3 separate regions of the Mus musculus genome follow, and all the other regions are linked to region 1. A link is a loop called in an ENCODE intact Hi-C map of the cell type or tissue named here. Cell type or tissue: left cerebral cortex. All regions are shown on one strand.

Evidence for each region. Hi-C counts contacts between places; a loop is a spot of excess contacts. Peaks named below come from ENCODE experiments on the same cell type or tissue, not always from the same donor. Only the 100,000 strongest peaks of a DNase experiment are listed, where the experiment ranks them.
Region 2: it touches region 1 in a loop (6-fold over the local background); 10 of 42 quality-filtered maps call a loop at or near these places.
Region 3: it touches region 1 in a loop (6-fold over the local background); 6 of 42 quality-filtered maps call a loop at or near these places.

Annotation. Positions count from the first base shown.
Region 1 is chr17:23,472,675-23,480,674 of GRCm38, forward strand. It overlaps Vmn2r117 (vomeronasal 2, receptor 117), which reads right to left and starts at 6,923. Exons shown (of 6, transcript NM_001104581.1): 1 at 6,727-6,923; 2 at 5,554-5,845; 3 at 4,456-5,268; 4 at 2,668-2,895. The coding sequence starts at 6,923. In left cerebral cortex, no CTCF peak of the experiment used is centred here; no DNase peak of the experiment used is centred here.
Region 2 is chr17:23,322,861-23,330,860 of GRCm38, forward strand. No RefSeq gene overlaps it. Among named protein-coding and RNA genes, the nearest start is that of Vmn2r114, 15 kb to the left of the region's middle. In left cerebral cortex, no CTCF peak of the experiment used is centred here; no DNase peak of the experiment used is centred here.
Region 3 is chr17:23,342,979-23,350,978 of GRCm38, forward strand. Vmn2r115 (vomeronasal 2, receptor 115) reads left to right here and starts at 999. Exons shown (of 6, transcript NM_001104579.1): 1 at 999-1,195; 2 at 2,075-2,366; 3 at 2,652-3,464; 4 at 4,840-5,067. The coding sequence starts at 999. In left cerebral cortex, no CTCF peak of the experiment used is centred here; no DNase peak of the experiment used is centred here.

The DNA of each region.
Region 1 (8,000 bases):
AAAAAAAGAAAAGAGAGAAAGAAAGAAAGAGAGAAACAAAGAAAGAAAGAAGTCTTCTTTATTGAAACAAGTATTCTCATAGATTGTCAGATTTGGCTTATTCTTTTTTAAATTCTGAAATGATGGTAGACTGCATTAAGAGCTTTTTTCTGCATGTTTTTGTATAAAATATAGTTCTATCTTTAAGTTTGATTGTGTGATGTTTTACATGTAACTTATATTCATTTGATGAGCCATACTTGCATTCATAGAATGAAGTTATTTGGGCACATTGACTAATATTTTAGTTGTGTTGCTGACATCTGTTGGTAGATTTTTGGTCAAGAATTATTTCAGGAGAGACCAGCATGTGCAGGAGAGCCTGCGGACTGCAGAAGAAACATAGCTTCTGAGACAGGCCCTGTTCTGGGCCTCATCTTCAGCCAGGAAGCAGATCTGAGCTCCAGACACCTGTGCTTCTTCCCCACCAGAGGAGAGGTGGCCTGCAGAGAGTACTCTGACCACTGAGACTCAGGAGAGACTTGGACACCCAGGAGTGCTGACAGAGGCTAACAGAATCACAGGAGGAAAAAGCTCCAGCCAGACACAGGTATAACAACTAACACCAGAGATTACCAATTGGTGAAAGGCAAATGTAAGAATCTTACTAAGAGAAACCAAGAGCACTCACCATTATCAGAACCCAGCACTCTGACCTCAGCAAGTCCTGGATACCCCTACACACCAGAAAAGCAAGATTCAGATTTGAAATTGTATCTCATGATTCTGGTAGAGGAGCTTAAGAAAGAAATTAATAACTCACTTAAAGAAATACAGGAAAATCAAATAACCCCATTAAAAAATGGAGCTCAGAGCTGAACAAAGAATTCTCACCTGAGGAATAGCGAATGGCTGAGAAGCACCTGAAAAAATGTTCAACATCCTTAATCATCAGGGAAATGCAAATCAAAACAACCCTGAGATTCCACTTCATTCCAATCAGAATGGCTAAGATCAAAAATTCAGGTGACAACAGATGCTGGCTAGGATGTGGAGGAAGAGGAACACTCCTCCATTGTTGGTGGGATTGCAAGCTTGTACAACCACTCTGGAAATCAGTCTGGCAGTTCCTCAGAAAATTGGACATAGTACTACCGGAGGATCCCGCAATACCTCTCCTGGGCATATATCCAGAAGATGTCCCAACCGGTAAGAAGGACACATGCTCCACTATGTTCATAGCAGCCTTATTTATAATAGCCAGAAGCTGGAAAGAACCCAGATGCCCCTCAACAGAGGAATGGATACAGAAAATGTGGTACATTTACACAACGAAATACTACTCAGCTATTAAAAAAATGAATTTATGAAATTCCTAGGCAAATGGATGGACCTGGAGGTCATCATCCTGAGTGAGGTAACCCAATCACAAAGGAACTCGCACAATATGTACTCACTGATAAGTGGATATTAGCCCAGAAACTTAGGATACCCAAGATATAAGATACAATTTGCTAAACACATTAAACTCAAGAGAACGAAGACCAAAGTGTGGACACTTTGCCCCTACTTAGAAATGGGAACAAAACACCCATGGAAGGAGTTACAGAGACAAAATTTGGAGTTGTGACAAAAGGATGGACCATCTAGTGATTGCCATATGCAGGGATCCATCCCATAATCAGCTTCCAAACGCTGACACCATTGCATACACTAGCAAGATTTTGCTGAAAGGACCCAGATATAAGTGTCTCTTGTGAGACTATGCCGGGGCCTAGCAAACACAGAAGTGGATGCTCACAGTCAGCTATTGGATGGATCACAAGGCCCCCAATGGAGGAGCTAGAGAAAGTACCCAAGGAGCTAAAGGGAACTGCAACCCTATAGGTGGAACAACAATATGAACTACCCAGTATCCCTGAGCTCTTGTCTCTAGCTGCATATGTATCAAAAGATGGCCTAGTTGGCTATCACTGGAAAAAGAGGCCCATTGGACTTGCAAACTTTATATGCCCCAGTACAGGGGAACGCAAGGGCCAAAAAGTGGGAATGGATGGGTAGGGAAGTGGGGGGTGGGTTATGGGGTACTTTTGGGATAGCAATGGAAATGTAAATGAGGAAAATACCTAATAAAAAATTTTTAAAAAGAAAAAGAAAAAGACAAGGTATAGTTTATAAGGTATCTAAATTTGTTATAAAATGTTAATGTATGGTTATGTAGAGGTGTAGGAAATTTAGGACTAATTGTTAAGCAGGTTTAAAAACTATATAATAAAAATCAGTGACTTAGATTTGATGCATTTACTCTCTCTTTACAAAGAACCAGATTCTTTAAACATCCTTTGAAAGGGTTTGTCATAAGATGGAAACTCACTCTGTAAGAGTAATATGTGGACTAATAGTATATTGCTCAGTATACTGGAAATAATATAAACTATTTTCTAAAACAGTTAAGTTAATATTAAAGGCATGAAACAGTATCTGATATGAAACAAATACACTGTATTAATGTTGGAAATCCTCAATGAATTACTAAAAAGGGACGTAAACATGAAAAAATAAACATAGTATAGGATGCTACAAATCAGTCTTGCACATGGTAATCAATTTTACCTCACCAGTTTCAAGGAAGTTTGGATGCACACACTGACAGTTCAATTTAAATTAGTACAATTAGGCTGAACCCACCTGTGCACTTCCTTTTGCCCACTCTATCATATCTTCAGATAAATGTACCTGTTGACCATTTGGAAAGTATGGACTAAACATTCCTATTTTAACTCTAAGTCCAAGGCCCTGTGGGAAATTCCAAATGTAGAAAATGTCATATTCTTCCTGCAGTTTGTTTCTTCGGTTCATATTTACTCTGTCCCCAACAGGATTAGTGAACTGGGTCTTTCTCAGAAAGGAATACAGCTGAAAGACAGTCAGAATAATATATAGTCTCTTTCTTAAGGTAAGAAAATATGTTCTTATTTCCTCTTAAAGACAACTTTATTGACACTATGCCAGTGAAAATTTCAGTGAAATTCAATGGATGTACAAAATTATAATGTTGCTGTTATTTTAGTTCTCTAAGAGATTACCAATCAAGTACAAACATATGTGTAGAGATCAAATATACTTGCAGTATGAAACACAGACACATGAAACAAAGAGACTTGCATCCATTTAGCGATGCATACATATCACAAGCACACACTTATCTACAGAAACATTCAAATACATGTCCAAACACATGTATAAAAACACACATACACACAGACACAGACTATGCATCAAAAACATCAAATAGACACTGATACACACAAAACACATACTCAGTTTTACACAAACACACACACACACACAAAACCCATGCACAGAGGAATATTCATAGGTTCACATAGACATGTATTGATACCCCCACATAGAGTGACATTGATACACTGAAAAATTTATGATCTCATGCACAATCAGACAAAAATGAAAAAACATACAACAAAAACACACAAAACCCAGGCACATGCAGATGCATTTATTTATTTATTTATTTATTTATTTATTTATTTATTTATTTGAGACAGGGTTTCTCTATATAGCCCTGGCTGTCCTATAACTCACTCCATAGACCAGGCTGGCCTCGAAATCAGAGATCAGACTGCCTTTCCCTCTAAAGTGCTAGGATTAAAGGCATTTGCCACCACACCCGGCGATGCATGCATTTATAATTGTACAAAGGAATATACATTCTGACAAAATCCACCATGCAGAAAGAAATGGAAACAGACAAATATTTTCTTAACTGACTTAGACAGATAGATAGGCAGATTGGCAAAATGTTTCTATATATGACTCATCTCTCTCTGTTTCTCTCTGTGTGTCTCTCTGTCTTTATATATGTATATATCTATATCTCTTCATATACATATCAATCATCTATATCTAGTAATAGGCACAGATATAGATATACACACAGATATAGAGAAACATAGAAACATACAAATAGGAAGTGAGAAATATACATTCACACATCACCACACACAAATGTAATGAACTGAATTCTAACATGAATTTCTGTGTAAATACTATCAGAACACCAAGTGATACCACTAGGCTAGAGTGGGAACGGCAGGAGTTTGGATGTCTAATTAAAACAATACCCTACAATGATATAAATGTACTTGAGATTTAATGAACAACAACTCATCTTTCAGTGGACTCATGAGCATGGGCTTAGTATGTTTTCAGTATTAGAACATGTATGATGATATTCAGGTAATCTGTAACAAAATCACAGGTCTACATGGACAGATTATGCCTTATAGTATATTTGCTTAACATTAGAGTCTTATACTAATATAATGATTTACTTGCTCAATAAATATTCTTTGTATTTTGGAAAACATTTTCTAGCACACTTGGTTTGGGCATTTATAGTCTCTTATAACTATATCATTAATAACACTAAACATCATCTAACAGTAGAAACATTACCTTCTTGCAGCTATAATTGTGTTCTTTCCCATTGTCCTTGGGCAGATTATCAAGCTTTTGAAAAGCTATCTGATGGAGTGCATGGGCAAAAGCATACACAGCATTGTATATGTCATAACTCCCTTCAATAAAAGCCATATCAAAAGTATGTACCATTAACCATTCCAATGAGTGATTGGATGAGCAGTTCTTCAGTGTCTTACATTTAGAGGCTGAGACCTCACAGTTAAAGTGCATCCATTCCAGCTTTACCAGATATTCATCTGGGCATTTGACAGAGTTCAATGTCTGGACAAAATGTTTAAACCCAGAAATCTCACTATGGTGTTGTCCAAAAGCAAAAGTCCCATATTCGTTACCAAATGTAAAGTCTTTCATACTAGGACTGACATCCCACTGTGAGGTGGTGATCCATAGTCTCTGTATTCCTAGAGATTCCCACATTCTAAAGCTCACAGCTAAGGTACTGTCTGTGTCACCATAAATGATGACAACATTTGTGGATGATGTCATGATTTGGTTGTAATACACTTCAGCTCTTGACATGTATAAATTCATGCTCATTGGAATCATGTTGACAAAGGCAAAGCAGACTGTATTTTTTTCCATCTCTCTTCTCAAATAGGAGAGAAATTGGATATCTTCATCATTGTCTGAGATGACCAACCCTACCCAGTTCCAACTGAAATGAATTATGAAGGATACCAGGGCAAGGGCTAGAGATGTATGGTCAGAAGCCATCTGATATAGATAGGGAAATTTTTCATGATCACTCAGGACAGGATGAAAGGGTCCATAAGTAATCTGAAGGAACTAGAAAACAAAAACCAGCACAAGGTACAATGAATTCTTAGAACTTGTAAACATATTTTTATGCACAGTTCTAGAAATCTTAGCTAGCCATTATTTTCTCCCTCATCTACATGACATATAAGGAAATGGAGAAACCAATCAAGTCTGTGATAGTACCCTTGAACTACTTAGATTTGCCCAGGCCAAGTAAGGTCAGGCTGGCACCAACAAATATATGATTTCATGTCAGGATTCCCACTCTGTCTCAATAAACACACACACACACACACAGACACACACACTTACCTGCTGAGACATGAAGTTGTTTAGGATTGTATTAAGTTTCACAGTTGTTGCCCAATTCAGTCTTGTAAGTGCCATTGCACACTTGGTGAATTCTTTACACATATAATTAGGGAGAATATCATGATTTTGTAAACTCAAATGAATGAAACTGTTATATTTGGATTTCCAGTGACAGTTGTAGTTTGAGAATTTAAATGTTAGAGACATATTTGGCAAAATATCAGGGTTTCTGTTGATTTCATATATGGAAAAAGCCAAAGCCAGAGCATACTTGTGGTTTTCAGTATGAGTTCTATAAAAGGTTACAGTGTTTATAATTGACAGCAATTTACAGATAACATTTTGTAGTCAATAAAAGGACAATTCTCCAGTGGATTTTATTGTCCCCACCCCATAAAGATTGAAATGATCTGTGTAATGTGGTTGAGATGACAAAGAAGCTGGAAGTTCATTAAACCTTGAAAGGTTCATGAAAGGTCATCTTTCATAAATGAGATGTTACCACTATTAGTAATAACATCACTTTTCAAAAAACACAAACAGATCCCTTATAGTCCATATATTGCATCCTTATTCTAAAGAGAGAAAGTAAAGAACTGGACTTTGTAAGTTGTTAAAGCCAACGCATTTGTACAGATCAAAATATAAACTTCACAGTGAACAGCTATCTTAGTTCAATTTTTGATGCAGCATCTGTACATAAACAGGGACCACATGGAGGAAATTTAAGAAAGTGGATGAATATGCACAGCTATGTGTGTCTCCAATATTAATGGCCCCAAAACATGCACGAGAATCTACACTGAGATGGAAGGACCATCAGAAAACTCTATGGCCATTTGCCTAAACACATAGGGTAAAATAGTAGAAAATTTATGGGCATTCTTTTGATAAGATACCATTGGTTGTGAAATGGAAACTGCCTAGGAGAGGTATTTATGTGACATATACAGGTCCAGATTTGTTTTATTGCTGAGTTTCCATTCCTAAGTGTGAGGCTGATTAAAAAAATACTCTATCAATTTAAATTGGTAATATATCATTAAGTTGCTAAAAATATTTCTAGCTCTTTCCTGTTATGGAAAAGCCTCATAGCTTTGCTTTGCTCCTCATCCTCAGTAGTCTTGGGAAACATTCATGATGACTGTACATGGAAAACACAAAAGCACTTACTGTATATTCAATATATGACTAAAATACTCTTTCTCCACAGGCCGTTGTACTGCATGAATCATGAAGGTGCATTCTGTTCCCTGGTTTCTATTCTTGTCTTCATTCTGCTTTATCTTCCAAAAGCACCTCGGATAAATAAAATCAGACACAAGAAGTGGAATGTTCAGGAGCCAGAAGAGGAAAATCAAGGTGAACATATTTTTCCTCTTCTGAGCCTGGGCAGAATTGATTGTGGAGTGCCAAACAGATCAGCAAATCAAACAGGTACCAATATATTCCCATGTACTATTAACACTGTGTCCCAGGGAGATGCTACACATGCATTCATGTTTCCTTTCTACAGGTGTTTCCTCACCCCTGGAGGAATCATTGATGCTCTCTCCTGAGGATCTTCACCTGATGTCCACTGTGCACGTGATAAACTTGGTTGATAATACAGATGAGGATGGTGTAGCTTGATGGTTGACATCACACATGTTTAAGGAAATTAAGGTCCCTGGAAAGATTCCACTTTGTGAAAATTTGGTCCCAGGACTGCCTCAAAATCTGTTTTTGTGAACACCTTAAATAATATCAATGGATTTTGTTAGTTGATCCAGCATGAGACATGCATTAATGGCTCAGGAAGGCCTCACAAAATCTGAGGTCATTGTTACACATTGGTCTTTGTGTCAGAAATCTCCAGAGAAGGAAAATCAGTCTCAGTTTTAGAGCATTTGATATCCACTGAGAATGCAGTATGGACAAGGATGCAGCAGTGACAGATACAGAATATCTAAACAAAGTCTGTACTTACATTGTCTTGAGAATTAAAAATTATGTCCAGTCTAGAAATACCTGAATTCTGCTGTATCCAAAACTATCCAGATTATCACAGGACCACATTTTTCTTACATATATTTATTTTTATTAAAGTCATTAATCATAATTTTAGTACATTTAGAATATTCCCCTGTATTGTTAGAATTCTATTTTTTCCAATCTATAGCATAAAGGCTGAGATAAATTTGGTTAATTTTAATTATTTTATTTATTTACATTCATTTGTTGACGTGCTCTCACGCCTCTTGCTTTTTAAATATTCATCAAATTCCAGATAATACTTGATCTGTGTGCTCATTTCAAAACTAAAAAAGACCTAGCGCTCATATTACCAATGATTAATAAGAAACTAACCTGACTATTTATTTGATTTCTAAAACATGATCCTCAAATGTGACCCTCAGTTCTCATAGATCAACACATTGTTTACATCTCCTTCTTCTAGTTTATGT
Region 2 (8,000 bases), 150 kb before region 1:
ACTCATAGCTCTTAGTGCCTCCAAAATGAAACTAGAGACAGCACACACTAGCAGCTTGACAACACATGTAAAAGCTCTAGAACAAAAAGAAGCAAATTAACCCAAGAGGAGTAGATGGCAGGAAATAATCAAATTCAGGGGTGAAATCAACCAAGTGGAAACAAGAAGAACTATTCAAAGAATCAACCAAACAAGGAGATGATTCTTTGAGAAAAATAAACAAGATAGATAAACCCTTAGCTAGACTCACTAGAGGGCACAGGGACAAAATCCTTATTAACAAAATCAGAAATGAAAATGGAGACATAACAACAGATCCTAAAGAAATCCAAAACACCATCAGATCCTTCTACAAAAGGCTATACTCAACATAACTGGAGAACCTGGACAAAATGGACAAATTTTTAGACAGTTACCAGGTACCAAAGTTAAATCAGGATCAAGTTAACGATCTAAACAGTCCTATATCCCCTAAAGAAATAGAAACAGTCATTAATAGTCTCCCAACCATAAAAAAAGCGCAGGACCAGATGGGTTTAGTGTAGAGTTCTATCAGACCTTCAAAGAAGATCTACTTCCAGTTCTTCACGAACTATTGCACAAAATAGAAGCAGAAGGTACTCTACCCAACTCATTCTATGAAGCCACAATTACTCTGATACCTAAACCACAGTAAGACCCAACAAAGATAGAGAACTTCAGACCAATTTCCCTTATGAATATCAATGCAAAAATACTCAATAAAATAAATAGGTTTCATTCCAGGGATGCAGAGATGGTTTAATATATGGAAATCCATCAAAGTAATCCACTATATAAACAAACTCATACAGACAAACCACATGATCATCTCCTTAGTTGCGGAAAAAGCATTTGACAAGATCCAACACCCATTCATGATAAAGTCTTGGAAAGATAAGGAATTCAAGGCCCATACCTAAACATGATAAAAGAAATCTACAGCAAACCAGTAGCCAAGGTCAAAGTAAATGGTGAGAATCTGGAAGCAATCCCACTAAAATTGGGGACTAGACAAGGCTGCCTCCTTTCTCCCTACCTATTCAATGAGGTACTTGAAGTCCTAGGCAGAGCAATTCCACAACCAAAGGAAATCAAAGGGATACAAATTTGAAAGGAAAATGTCAAAATATCACTTTTTGCAGATGATATGATAGTATATATAAGTGACCCTAAAAATTCTACCAGAGAACTCCTAACCTGATAAACAGCTTCAGTAAAGTATTTGGATATAAAATTAATTCAAACAAGTCAATGGCCTTTCTCTACTTAAAGGATAAACAGGCTTTGATAGAAATTAGGGAAACAAAACCTGTCACAAGTGTCACAAATAATATAAAATATCTTGGCGTGACTCTAACTAAGGAGGTGAAAGATCTGTATGATAAAAACTTCAAATCTCTGAAGAAAGAAATTAAAGAAGATCTCAGAAGATGGAAAGATCTCCCATGCTCATGGATTGGCAGGATCAACATTGTAAAAATGGCTATCTTGCCAAAAGCAATCTACAGATTCAATGCAATCCCCATCAAAATTCCAACTCAATTCTTCAACGAATTGGAAGGAGCAATTTGCAAATTTGTCTGGAATAACAAAAAACCTAGGATAGCAAAAAGTCTTCTCAAGGATAAAAGAACTTCTGGCGGAATCACCATGCCAGACCTAAAGCTTTACTACAGAGCAATTGTGATAAAAACTGCATGGTACTGGTATAGAGACAGACAAGTAGACCAATGGAATAGAATTGAAGATCCAGAAATGAACCCACACACCTATGGTCACTTGATCTTCGACAAGGGAGCTAAAACCATCCAGTGGAAGAAAGACAGCATTTTCAACAATTGGTGCTGGCACAACTGGTTGTTATCGTGTAGAAGAATGCGAATCGATCCATACTTATCTCCTTGTACTAAGGTCAAATCTAAGTGGATCAAGGAACTTCACATAAAACCAGAGACACTGAAACTTATAGAGGAGAAAGTGGGGAAAAGCCTTGAAGATATGGGCACAGGGGAAAAATTCCTGAACAGAACAGCAATGGCTTGTGCTGTAAGATCGAGAATCGACAAATGGGACCGCATAAAATTGCAAAGCTTCTGTAAGGCAAAAGACACTGTCAATAAGACAAAAAGGCCACCAAAATATTGGGAGAGGATCTTTACCTATCCTAAATCAGATAGGGGACTAATATCCAACATATATAAAGAACTCAAGAAGGTGGACTTCAGAAAATCAAATAACCCCATTAAAAAATGGGGCTCAGAACTGAACAAAGAATTCTCACCTGAGGAATACCGAATGGCAGAGAAGCACTTGAAAAAATGTTCAACATCCTTAATCATCAGGGAAATGCAAATCAAAACAACCCTGAGATTCCACCTCACACCAGTCAGAATGGCTAAGATCAAAAATTCAGGTGACAGCAGATGCTGGCGAGGATGTGGAGAAAGAGGAACACTCCTCCATTGTTGGTGGGAGTGCAGGCTTGTACAACCACTCTGGAAATCAGTCTGGCGGTTCCTCAGAAAACTGGACATAGTACTACCGGAGGATCCAGCAATACCTCTCCTGGGCATATATCCAGAAGATGCCCCAACAGGTAAGAAGGACACATGCTCCACTATGTTCATAGCAGCCTTATTTATAATAGCCAGAAGCTGGAAAGAACCTAGATGCCCCTCAACAGAGGAATGGATACAGAAAATGTGGTACATCTACACAATGGAGTACTACTCAGCTATTAAAAAGAATGAATTTATGAAATTCCTAGCCAAATGGATGGACCTGGAGGGCATCATCCTGAGTGAGGTAACACATTCACAAAGAAACTCACACAATATGTATTCACTGATAAGTGGATATTAGCCCCAAACCTAGGATACCCAAGATATAAGATATAATTTGCTAAACACATGAAACTCAAGGAGAATGAAGACTGAAGTGTGGACACTATGCCCCTCCTTAGATTTGGGAACAAAACACCCATTGAAGGAGTTACAGAGACGGAGTTTGGAGCTGAGATGAAAGGATGGACCATGTAGAGACTGCCATAGCCAGGGATCCACCCCATAATCAGCATCCAAACGCTGACACCATTGCATACACTAGCAAGATTTTATTGAAAGGACGCAGATGTAGCTGTCTCTTGTGAGACTATGCCGGGGCCCAGCAAACACAGAAGTGGATGCTCACAGTCAGCTAATGGATGGTTCATAGGGCTCCCAATGGAGGAGCTAGAGAAAGTAGCCAAGGAGCTAAAGGGATCTGCAACCCTATAGGTGGAACAACATTATGAGCTAACCAGTACCCCGGAGCTCTTGACTCTAGCTGCATATATATCAAAAGATGGCCTAGTCGGCCATCACTGGAAAGAGAGGCCCATTGGACTTGCAAACTTTATATGCCCCAGTACAGGGGAATACCAGGGCCAAAAAGGGGGAGTGGGTGGTCAGGGGAGTGGGGGTGGGTGGATATGGGGGACTTTTGGTATAGCATTGGAAATGTAAATGAGTTAAATACCTAATAAAAAATGGAAAAAAAAAAAAAAGAACTTCAAGTCTCTGAAGAAAGAAATTAAAGAAGATCTCAGAAGATGGAAAGATCTCCCATGCTCATGGATTGGCAGGATCAATATAGTAAAAATGACTATCTTACCAAAAGCAATCTACAGATTCAATGCAATCCCCATCAAAATTCCAACTCAATTCTTCACTGAATTAGCAAGGGCAATCTGCAAATTCATCTGGAATAACAAAAAAACATAGGATATCAAAAACTCTTCTCATGGATAAAAGAACATCTGATGGATTCACCATGCCTGACCTAAATCTGTACTACAGAGCAATTTTGATAAAAATTGCATGGTACTGGTATAGCGACAGACAAGTAAACCAATGGAATAGAATTGAAGACCCAGGAATGAACCCACACCTATGGTCACTTGATTGTCGACAAGGGAGCTAAAACCATCCAGTAGAAAAAAGACAGCATTTTCAACAAATGGTGCTGGCACGACTGGCAGTTATCATGTAGAAGAATGTGAATTGTTCCATTCCTATCTCCTTGTACTAGGGTCAAATCTAAGTGGACCAAGAACTCCTCATAAAACCAGAGACAGTGAAACTTATAGAGAGAAAGTGGGGAATAGCCTAGAAGATATGGGCACAAGGGAAAAATTCCTGAATAGAACAGCAATGGCTTGTGCTGTAAGATGGAGAATCGACAAATGGGACCGCATAAAATTGCAAAGCTTCTGTAAGGCAAAAGACACTGTCAATAAGACAAAAAGGCCACCAAAATATTGGGAGAGGATCTTTACCTATCCTAAATCAGATAGGGGACTAATATCCAATATATATAAAGAACTCAAGAAGGTAGACTCCAGAAAATCTAATAACCCCATTAAAAAATGGGGCTCAGTGCTAAACAAAGAATTCTCACCTGAGGAATACCGAATGGCTGAGAAGCACCTGAAAAAATATTCAGCATTTTTAATCATCAGGGAAATGCAAATCAAAGCAACCCTGAGATTCTACCTCACACCTGTCGGAATGGCTAAGGTCAAAAACTCAGGTGACAGAAGATGCTGGTGTGGATGTGGAGAAAGATGCAATCCTCCTTTATTGGTGGGATTGCAAGCTTGTACAACCACTCTGGAAATCATATTGGCGGTTCCTCAGAAAATTGAACATAGTACTACAGGAGGATCCTGCAATACCTCTCCTGGGCATATATCCAGAAGATGTTCCAACTGGTAAAAAGAACACATGCTCCACTATGTTCATAGCAACCTTATTTATAATAGCCAGAAGCTGGAAAGAACCCAAATATTCCTCAACAGAGGAATGATACAGAAAATGTGGTACATTTACACAATGGAGTACTACTCAGCTATTAAAAAGAATGAATTTATGAAATTCTTAGGCAAATGGATGGATTGGAGGGCATCATCCTGAGTGAGGTAACCCAATCACAAAAGAACTCACATATGTCTTCACTGATAAGTGGATATTAGCCCAGAAACTTAGAATACCCAAGATATAAGATACAATTTGTAAAACACATGAAACTCAAGAACGAAGACCAAAGTATGGACACTTTGCTCCTTCTTAAAATTGGGAACAAAACACCCAAGGAAGGAGTTACAGAGACAAAGTTTGGAGCTGAGACAATAGGATGGACCATCTAGAGACTGCCATACCCGGGGATCCACCCCATAATCAGCTTCCAAACGCTGACACCATTGCATACACTAGCAAGATTTTGTTGAAAGGACCCAGATATAGCTGTCTCTTGTGAGGCTTTGCCGGGGCCCAGCAAACACAGAAGTGGATGCTCACAGTCAGCTATTGGATGGATCACAGGGCCCCCAGTGGAGGAGCTAGAGAAAGTACCCAAGGAGCTAAAGGGGTCTGCAATCCTATAGGTGGAACAGCAATATGAACTAACCAGTACCTCCCAGAGCTCATGTCTCTACCTGCATATGTATCAGAAGATGGCCTAGTCGGCCATCATTGGAAGGAGAAGTCCATTGGTCTTGCAAACTTTATATGCCTCAGTACAGGGGAATGCCAGGGCAAAGAAGTGGGAGTGGGTTGGTAGGGGAGTGGGGGGGGGCAGGGTATGGGGGACTTTTGGGATAGCATTGGAAATGTAAATGAAGAAAATACCTAATTAACAACAATAAATAAAATCAAAGGAAAAAACTTATTTCATCTACAAAGTTTGTAACATAAAACATTGAGGAAATCTGGGACAATATGAAAAGACCAAAGCTATGAATTGCATGAATAGCTGAAAGAAAATAATCCTAGCTCAATGGCATAAAAATATTTTCACCAAAATCATAAAAGAACATATTCCAAATCTAGAAACATAGAGGGAACTAATTTGGAGATGGAGTGAATATTTGTATGGGGTTGGAACTGGGTGTTGGAGGAAGGAGGAGCTGGAGAGGACTGGGAGAAAAAGTGGAAATTTGTAGGGAGCATCTTTGAGCCTAGATGGAGACCTGGGATAGACAACAATATAGAGAATATATAGGATTTACCAAGCAGAAATTCCTACCAGCATGAGATAAAGAGACTGAAGTGGTTACTTCCTCTAGCTTTTCAGGACTTCTAGTTGAAAAGGGGTGATATCAACCCACTTACAAAACTTTCAATCCCAAATTTGTAGTGCCTAAAAGATGCACAGGGATGAAGATGGAGCAGACACTGAGAGCACAGCCAATAACTGTCCCAACATGAGGCCAATCCCAGGGGTGAGAGCTAACCGCTGATACTATAATGATACAATGTTATGCTTGCAGACAGATATGAAGCAAAATTGTCTCCTGAGAGGCCTCCATCTGCAGTGGCTGTAAACAGATGCAGAAAGTAATATCTTAACATCTGATGGGATTTTGGGAGTCTATGGAGGAATGTGGGATAGAATTGGAGGATTCAGAGGGATCAAGAACACTACAAAAGACCTACATAGTCAACTATCCTTGGGTTACATAGAGACTGAACCACCAAACAAAGAGAAATCAGTGGCTGACCTAGGCTCACCCACATTTCTAGAAGATATTCAGCTTAGCCTTCACTGTGTCTCTTAACAATGTAACAGGGGGCTGTCTCTGACTCTATTGACTGCCATTGGATCACTATCCCCTAATGTAACTTACTGATTGGTCATCAGTGGCAAAAAAAAGTTCTTAGTCATTTTAGGACAAGATTTCCCAAGGTGGGGTGGTACCCAAGGTATCTTCCCTTTGTCTGTGGAGAAGGGGAGTGGAAATGGGAGGAGGCATTTCTAAGGGAAGCGGAGTGGAGGGAGATAAGGATGTGATTAGGGTGTAATGGGAATTAAAATAAATTAATAAACTATGGAAAGAAAATGAAAATTAATTTTTCTCTCATAATATACTTTGCTTATTGTTTTACCACCATCTAATACATCCAGGCCATTCCCACGTCCCTTTTCATCTGGAACCACCCAAATATTATCTCTCATTAAAAAACAATTAAGCTTCTGTGGAATAATAACATATATTAATATAAAATACACTGAGATAAATTAAAGATTAACTCATAATAATTAGTATAAAGGAATAAGCATTAGGAACAGACCACAAGAAAAGGCATGAAAATCAGAAACTCATATGTTCACACTACCAGGCATATCATTAACAATTCTAATCCTGAAGCCAAAATATATAGGCAAAGACACTTTTGGTTAAAAAGAAATGAACAATGCTTTATACACACACACACACACACACAGAGAGAGAGAGAGAGAGAGAGAGAGAGAGAGAGAGAGAGAGAGAGAGAGAGAGAGAGAGATATGAGGGGAGAGACCTGAAATGAAATATGAGACATTAACCTCAAAAGTAGCAATTGACTTCATTTTCTGTTGTCCATATTTTACTGCACATGCAGTCTACCCTTAAAAGTATTTTGTTTCCTGATTGAGACTCCTTTAAAATAAACTAAATTTTGATTGGCAAGTGGCTATTAATTAGAGATTGCTGTGGATTAGAGAATGGGCATGTTTCGATTTCTAATTTCTTTTGTGGAAGACAGATGTAGGCCCTTTATCTGTTATCTCTGTGCTTCTATTGTGTGTCATTTCTGTTGATTAAGAAAGCCTTGTTTCCGCAGTGACCTAAATACCACTGTTTTTCTCAGTTTCTCTACTATGTTTTCCATGGTCTTTGCTAAAGCCTGAGAGGAGATATTTCAAGGAGACATTTCTTTGAGATCTAAGATTCTCACTCTGAGCATTGTGTCTGGGTGGGGATGTCAGAATTTCTTACCTTCTGCTACAGAGGGAAGATTTTCTGATGATGGTTGAGCAAGGAATTTTTTATGAGTATAATACGATGCTATTAAAATAATGTTATTGTTCTTTTAGTAAAGGGAATAGCATTTCTTTTCAGGGATACTTGAACTATATCTATCCTCTCCTCTTGGTCACACAGAGCAGTGTTTCCTTGAGCT
Region 3 (8,000 bases), 130 kb before region 1:
GGGTAGGGCAGCAGGGCAGAGGGATGGTATAGGGAACTTTCGGGAAAGCATTTGAAATGTATATAAAGAAAATATCTAATAAAAAATTAAAAATGAAAAAGTAAATAAATAAATTAATTAAAAGCAAGAGGCCTGAGAGCAGATCAACAAATGAATGTAAATAAATAAAATTATTAAAACTTAACAGAATATATCTCAGCCTTCATGCTATATATATTGAAAAAAATAGAATTCTAACTATACTGGGGCCTATTCTAAATGTATTTAAAAATTATAAGTGATGACTTTAATAAAAATAAATATATGTAAGAAAAATGTGGTACTGTGACAATTTGAATAGTTTTGGATACAGCAGGATTCAGGTATTTCTAGATTGGAAAAAATTTTAATTCTAAAGACAATGTTAGTACTGATTTTGTTCAGATATTCTGTATCTGTCACTGCTGCATCCTTGTCCATACTGCATTCTCAGTGGATATCAAATGCTCTAAACATGAGGCTGATTTTTCTTCTCTGGAGATTTTGACACAAAGACCGATGTATAACAATGACCTCAGATTTTGTGAGGCCTTCCTGAACCATAAATGCATGTCTCATGGTGGATCAACTCAAAGGACATTGATATTATTTAAGGTGTTCACATAAACAGATTTTGAGGCAGTCCTGGGACCAAATTTTCACAAAGTGGAATCTTTCCAGGAACCTTAATTTCCTTAAACATGTGTGATGTCAACCATCAAGCTACATCATCCTCATCTGTATTATCAACCAAGTTTATCACATGCACAGTGGACATCAGGTGAAGATCCTCGGGAGAGAGCATCAATGATTCCTCCAGGGGTGAGGAAACACCTGTAGAAAGGAAACATGAATGCATGTGTAGCATCTCCCTGGGACACAGTGTTAATAGTACATGGGGATCTATTGGTACCTGCTTGATTTCCTGATCCGTTTGGCACTTCACAATCAATACTGCCCAGACTCAGAACAGGAAAAATATGTTCACCTTGATTTTCCTCTTCTGGCTCCTGAACATTCCACTTCTTCTGGCTGATTTTATTTCTCCTAGATGCTTTTGGAAAATGAAGCAGAATGAAAACAGGGACAGAAACCAGGGAACAGGATGTACCTTCATGATTCATGCAGTACAACGGCCTGTGGAGAAAGAGTATTTTAGTCATATATTGAATATACAGTAAGTGCTTTTGTGTTTTCCATGTACAGTCATCATGAATGTTTCCCAAGACTACTGAGGATGAGGAGCAAAGCAAAGCTATGAGGCTTTTGCATGGTGTTTTCAGCCTGCAAAACAAGGAAGAACTTGAAATATTATTACAGACTTAATGCTATCTTAACACTTTAAATTGACAGAGTATTTTTTTAAATCAGCCTCGCACATAGGAATGGAAACTTAGCAATAAAACAAATCTGGACCTGAATATGTCACATAAATACAGTTTCCATTTCATAAACCAATGGTATCTTATCAAAAGAATGCCCATAAATTTTCTACTATTTTACCCTAGGTGTTTAGGCAAATGGCCATAGAGTTTTCTGATGGTCCTTCCATCTCAGTGTAGATTCTCGTGCATGTTTTGGGGCCATTAATATTGGAGGCACACCTACCTGTGCATATTCAGCCACTTTCTTAAATTTCCTCCATGTGGTCCCTGTTTATGTACAGATGCTGCATCAAAAGTTGAACTAAGATATCTGTCCATGTGAATTTTATATTTTGATCTATACAAATTCACTGGCTTTAACAACTTACAAAGTCCAGTTCTTTACTGTCTCTTTAGAATAAGGTCACAATATATGGACTATAAAGGATCTGTTTGTGTTTTTGAAAAGTGATGTTATTACTAATAGTGGCTCATTTATGAGAGGTGACCTTTCATAAACATTTCAGAGTTTAATGAACTTCCAGCTTCTTTGCCATTTCAACCTCATTACACAGATCATTTCAATCTTTATGGGGTGGGGACAATGCAATCCAGTGTAGAATTGTCCTTTTATTGACTACAAATGTTATCTGTAAATTGCAGTTAATTATAAACATTATGAACTTTTACAGAACTCATACTGAAAACCACAAGTATGCTCTGGCTTTGGCTTTTTCCATATATGAAATCAACATGAACCCTGATATTTTGCCAAATATGTCTCTAATATTTGAATTCTCAGTACACAATTGTGTCTGGGAATCTAAATTAATGAGTTTTATGCATGTGAGTTTACAAAATTATGATATTTTCCCTAATTATTTGTGTAAAGAATACACCAAATGTGCAATGGCGCTTACAAGCCTGAATTGGGCAACAACTGTGAAATTTAATACAATCCTAAACAACTTCATATCTCAGCAGGTAAGTGTGTGTGTGTGTGTGTGTGTGTGTGTGTTTATTGAGGCAGAGTGGGAATTCTGTCACGAAATCATTTATCTGTTGGTACCAGCCTGATCTTACTAGGCCTGGGTAAATCTAAGTAGTTCAAGGGTACTATCACACACTTGATCAGTTTCTACATTTCCTTATATGTCATGTAAATGAGGAAGAAAATAATAGTTAGCTAACATTTCTAGAATTGTGTATAAAAATATGTTTACAAGTTCTAAGAATTCATTGTACCTTGTGCTGGTTCCTGATTTCTAGTTCTTTCAGATTACTTATGGACCCTTTCATCCTGTCCTGAGTGATCATGAAAAATTTCCCTATCTACATCAGATGGCTTCTGACCATACATCTCTAGCCTTTGGCCTGGTATCCTTCATAATTCATTTCGGTTGGAACTGGGTAGGGTTGGTCATCTCAGACAATGATCAAGGTATCCAATTTCTCTCCTATTTGAAAACAGAGATGGAAAAAAATACAATCTGCTTTGCTTTTGTCAACATGATTCCAATGAGCATGAATTTGTACATGTCAAAAGCTGAAGTGTATTACAACCAAATCATGACATCATCCACAAATGTTGTCATCATTTATGGTGACACAGACAGTACTTTAGCTGTAAGCTTTAGAATGTGGGAATCCCTAGGTATACAGAGACTATGGATCACTACCTCACAGTGGAATGTCAGTCCTGGTATGAAAGACTTTACATTTGGTAATGAATATGGGACTTTTGCTTTTGGACAACACCATAGTGAGATATCTGGGTTTAAACATTTTGTCCAGACATTGAACTCTGTCAAATGCCCAGATGAGTATCTGGTAAAGCTGGAATGGATGCACTTTAACTGTGAGGTCTCAGCCTCTAAATGTAAGACACTGAAGAACTGCTCATCCAATCACTCATTGGAATGGTTAATGGTACATACTTTTGACATGGCCTTTATTGAAGGGAGTTATGACATATACAATGCTGTTTATGCTTTTGCCCACGCACTCCATCAGATAACTTTTCAAAAGTTTGATAATCTGCCCAAGGACAATGGGAAAGAACACAATTATAGCTGCAAAAAGGTAATGTTTCTGCTGTTAAATCATGTTTAGTGTTATTAATTTTGTAGTTGTAAGAGACTATAAATGCCCAAACCAAATGTGCTAGAAAATGTTTTCCAAGATGCAAAGAATTTTTATTGAGCAAGTATATTTTTATATTAGTATAAGACTCTAATGTTAAGCGAATATACTATGAGGCAGAATCTGTCCATGTAGACCTGTGATTTTGTTATTGATTACTTGGATATCATTATACATTTTCTGTTCCTGAAATCATACTCACCCCATGCTCATGAGTCTACTAAATGATGAGTTGTCACTCGTCCTTTCTCAAGTACATTATAGTCATTGTAGAGTATTGTTTTAACTAGACATCCAAACTCATGCTGTTCCCACTCTAGACTAGTAGTATAATTTTGTGCTCTATTAGTATTTACACAGAAATTCATGTTAGAATTCAGTTCATTACATTTATGTGTAGTTATGTGTGAATGTATATTTCTCCTTTCCTATTTGTATGTCTCTATGTTTCTCTATACTTGTGTGTATATCTATATCTGTGTCTATTACTAGATATAGATGATAGATATGTATATAGAGAGATATAGATATATACATATATATAGAGAGAGAGACAGAGAAAGACACAAAGAGAGAAACAGAGAGAGATGAGTCATACATAGAATTTTTTGCCAATCTGGCTATCTATCTGTAAAAGAGTTAACATAAATTTGTCTGTTTCCATTTCGTTCTGCATGGTGGATTTTGTCAGGATGTATATTCTTTGTACAATTATAAATGTATGCATCTGCAAGTGCCTGGATTTTGTGTGTTTTTGTGTATGTTCTTTCATTTTTGTCTGTCTATGCATGAGATCATAAATTTTTCAGTGTATCAATATCACTATGTGTTGGGGTATCAATACTGGTCTATGTGAACCTATGAATATTTCTCTATGCATGCATTTTGTGTGTGTGTGTGTGTGTGTGTGTAAAACTGAGTATGTGTTTTGTGTGTTTCTGTGTCTATTTGATGTTTTTTGATTTATATCCTGTGTGTTTTTACATGTGTGTTTGAGCATGTATATTTATGTTTCTGTAAATGAGTGTGTGCTTGTGCTATGTGTGTATCTCTATATGGATGCAAGTCTGTCTGTTTCATGTGTCTGTGTTTCATACTGCAAATATATTTGATGTCTACACATATGTTTGTACTTGATTGGTAATCTCGTAGAGAACTAAAATAACAGCAACATTATAATTTTGTATATTCATTAAATTTCACTGAAATTTTCACTGGCATAGTGTTAATAAAGTTGTCATTAAGATGAAATAAGTATGTATTTTATTACTTTAAAGAAGTAAAAATAGTCTATATTATTCTGACTGTCTTTCAGCTGTATTCCTTTCTGAGAAAGACCCAGTTCATTAATCCTGTTGGGGACAGAGTGAATATGAACCAAAGAGACAAACTGCAGGAAGAGTATGACATTTTCTACATTTGGAATTTCCCACATGGCCTTGGATTTAAAGTTAAAATAGGGATATTTAGTCCATATTTTCCAAATGGTCAACAGGTACATTTATCTGAAGATATGATAGAGTGGGCAAAAGGAAGTGCACAGGTGGGTTCAGCCTAATTGTACTAATTTAAATTGAACTGTCAAGTGTGTGCATCCAAACTACCTTGAAACTGGTGAGGTAAAATTGATTGCCATGTGAAAGACTAATTTGTAGCACCATATACTATGTTGATTTTTTGATGTTTAAGTCACTTTTTAGTAATTCATTGAGGATTTCAAACATTAATACAGTGTATTTGTATCATATCAGAACCTGTCTCATGCCTTTAATATTAACTTAACTGTTTTAGAAAATAGTTTCTATTATTTCCAGTATACTGAGCAATATACTATTAGTCCAAATATTACTCTTACAGAGTGAGTTTCAATTTTATGACAAAAATTTTATCCCTTTCAAAGGATGTTTAAAAACTCTGGTTCTTTGTAAAGACAGAGTAAATTGCATCATATCTAAGTCACAGATTTTTATTATAGTATTTTTAAACCTGTTTAACAACTACTCCTAAATTTCCTATACCTCTACATAACCATACGTTAACATTTTATAACAAATTCAGATACCTTATAAACTATACCTTCTCTTTTTCTCTTTCTTTTTTATGTTGGTATAGATGTTTTCTCTACATTTTTATGTGTGCAAATGCTCATGTGTACTATATATGGATAGCAGAAGAATTATTCAAACCTCAGAGCATTTGCAAGAGCTTCTTGCCACATAGTGGGTGCTGGAAATTAAACATGGGTTTTCCTCCTGAAAAGAATTGTTTGTGAGATTGTAACCATGTCGATAGCCCTGGATCATACATTGTAAAAGATAATGCTCACTAAAGCAAACTTGTCTGGCCCATTCATTTTTCATAGGTCATTCAAATAAAGAAGCCTGTGCAAGTTGCATTCTCTATATGAGGAAAAATTGGTAGTAATAAAATTTTGCTTTTGAGAAAATTTGAAAATTAAATATCTAATATGCATGATAGGTATAACATAGGTATGAATTCTGATGTGATAAGTTTAATACATCATATTCAAACTGCCCAGTTTCATTTGAAGTAGTATCTCCTGTTGCTCTGATAGTATGAAATTTAAAGTTACTTTTCTTCCTCAATGTGATTAAGAATTCCATTCTTAGAGCAAAGAACATAAGAGCTGAAAATTAAGTTATAAAACTGCATATCCATTTAGAGGATAGTATTGAAATCTCCTGTGTGTTCTAACAAGACCTCAAATTATATTTATATATATATATATATATATATATATATATATATATATATATATATATATATTCTAATCTCAATGTGGAATCTAATAATTAAAAATGTGAAGACATCAATGAAATATTTCAAACATTAGAATCATATATTTATGTGAAAGACTGTTCAATGATATACTAAACAAGGAAGTACAGGATTATTATAAGAATGGTAATAAAAAATCAAAGAAGGGCAGGAATCACCTGTGGGTGAATACGATTAAACTCTGAAATATTTAATCACTGAGACACTGAGTCCAAAAATAACAAAGGATTTCAGTAAATTTTAAAATAATTAAAGACTTTCAAGCACACACACACACACACACACACACACACACACACACACGCACACACACACACACACACATATATATATATATACATATATATATATATATATATATATATATATATATATGAAAAACAAAATGAATCAAAAAAATTACCTCAGTGAATAATCTCACAGAAGCATGCTCCAAATTGAGGACGGAAGAAAAAGCCATAAGAAGTAGAAAATACAAACTACAACAAAGATAAAAATAAGGAGGAAAAATGAAACTCATTGAATAAGGATGTTTGATTAAAAGATCAAATTTAAAACCAATGGGAACAAGAGAAAGAAGAAGCCACTCTAGGTATCAACAATATACCCATTATGTTGCTGCTGTACAAATACAAAATAGTGTGGGAAAAGTAGACATCTGTCTAGTAGAAGCATATAAATAGAAATTTTAAAATAGCAAATACTCAGCCTGTGAAATAAAATAGTTCATGACAAACTTTACTTAAAATTTATTGTAGACCAAGAAGCATATATGAAAGCACAGGAGAGAACCCCTGGTATCTCTCTTGTTAACAGGAGGTTCCACCAGCTTCAATCATTTTTAAATGTAGCTCGCTCATTCATTCATTCATTCATTCATTCATTTACTTTACGTACTGATAACCATTTACACACCTTCTTCTACTCCTATTCCTTCTCCTATCCTTCCCCTCCCTCTCATCCACTACTCCTTCGTTCTTTAGAAAAGGGGAGCGTCACCCCCCCTCCCATAGCAAAATGCTTTGACCTATTATGTAGCATAACAATTAGGCACAGATTCGTGTTCTCTTATTGGGGCCAGGGGAAGCAGCCAAATAGGAGTAAAATATCTCAAACAAAGGCAGCAGAGTAAGATACAGACCCCAGTACTGCTCTTAGGAGTCCCATTGCAAAGATCAAACTTCACAAAGGTCAAAAATGTTTAGAATGACTATGTCAGTCCCATGCATTATTTATGGTAGTAGGTCAGTCTCTGTGAGCACTTCTGGCAGGTTAATTGATTATGTAGACTATATTGCAGTTTCCTTGACCTCACTTGCTCCCAAAATCCTTCTTTCCCCTCTTCCCCTCTTGCTCAGGATTCCCCAAGCTCAACCTATCTTGGGAGTGTATCTCTGCATCTGCTTCCTTCAGTTGCTGAGTGATGACTCTCTCATCATGGATATTTTAGGCTCTTGCCTTCAAGTATAACTGAGTATTATTGCCAACATCTAGGGTAAGTTTACTCTTATGGAATGTCTCTCAAGCTGGACCAGTCATTGGCTATCTATCCAATTTCCTCTGCTCCTTCTTTCTCCCACACATAGTTAGGCAGGATAGAGTGTAGGTCAAAGATTTTGTGTATGGGATGTTGTCTCAATCCCTATCCTGGAAAACTTGCCTGGTTTTTGGAGATGG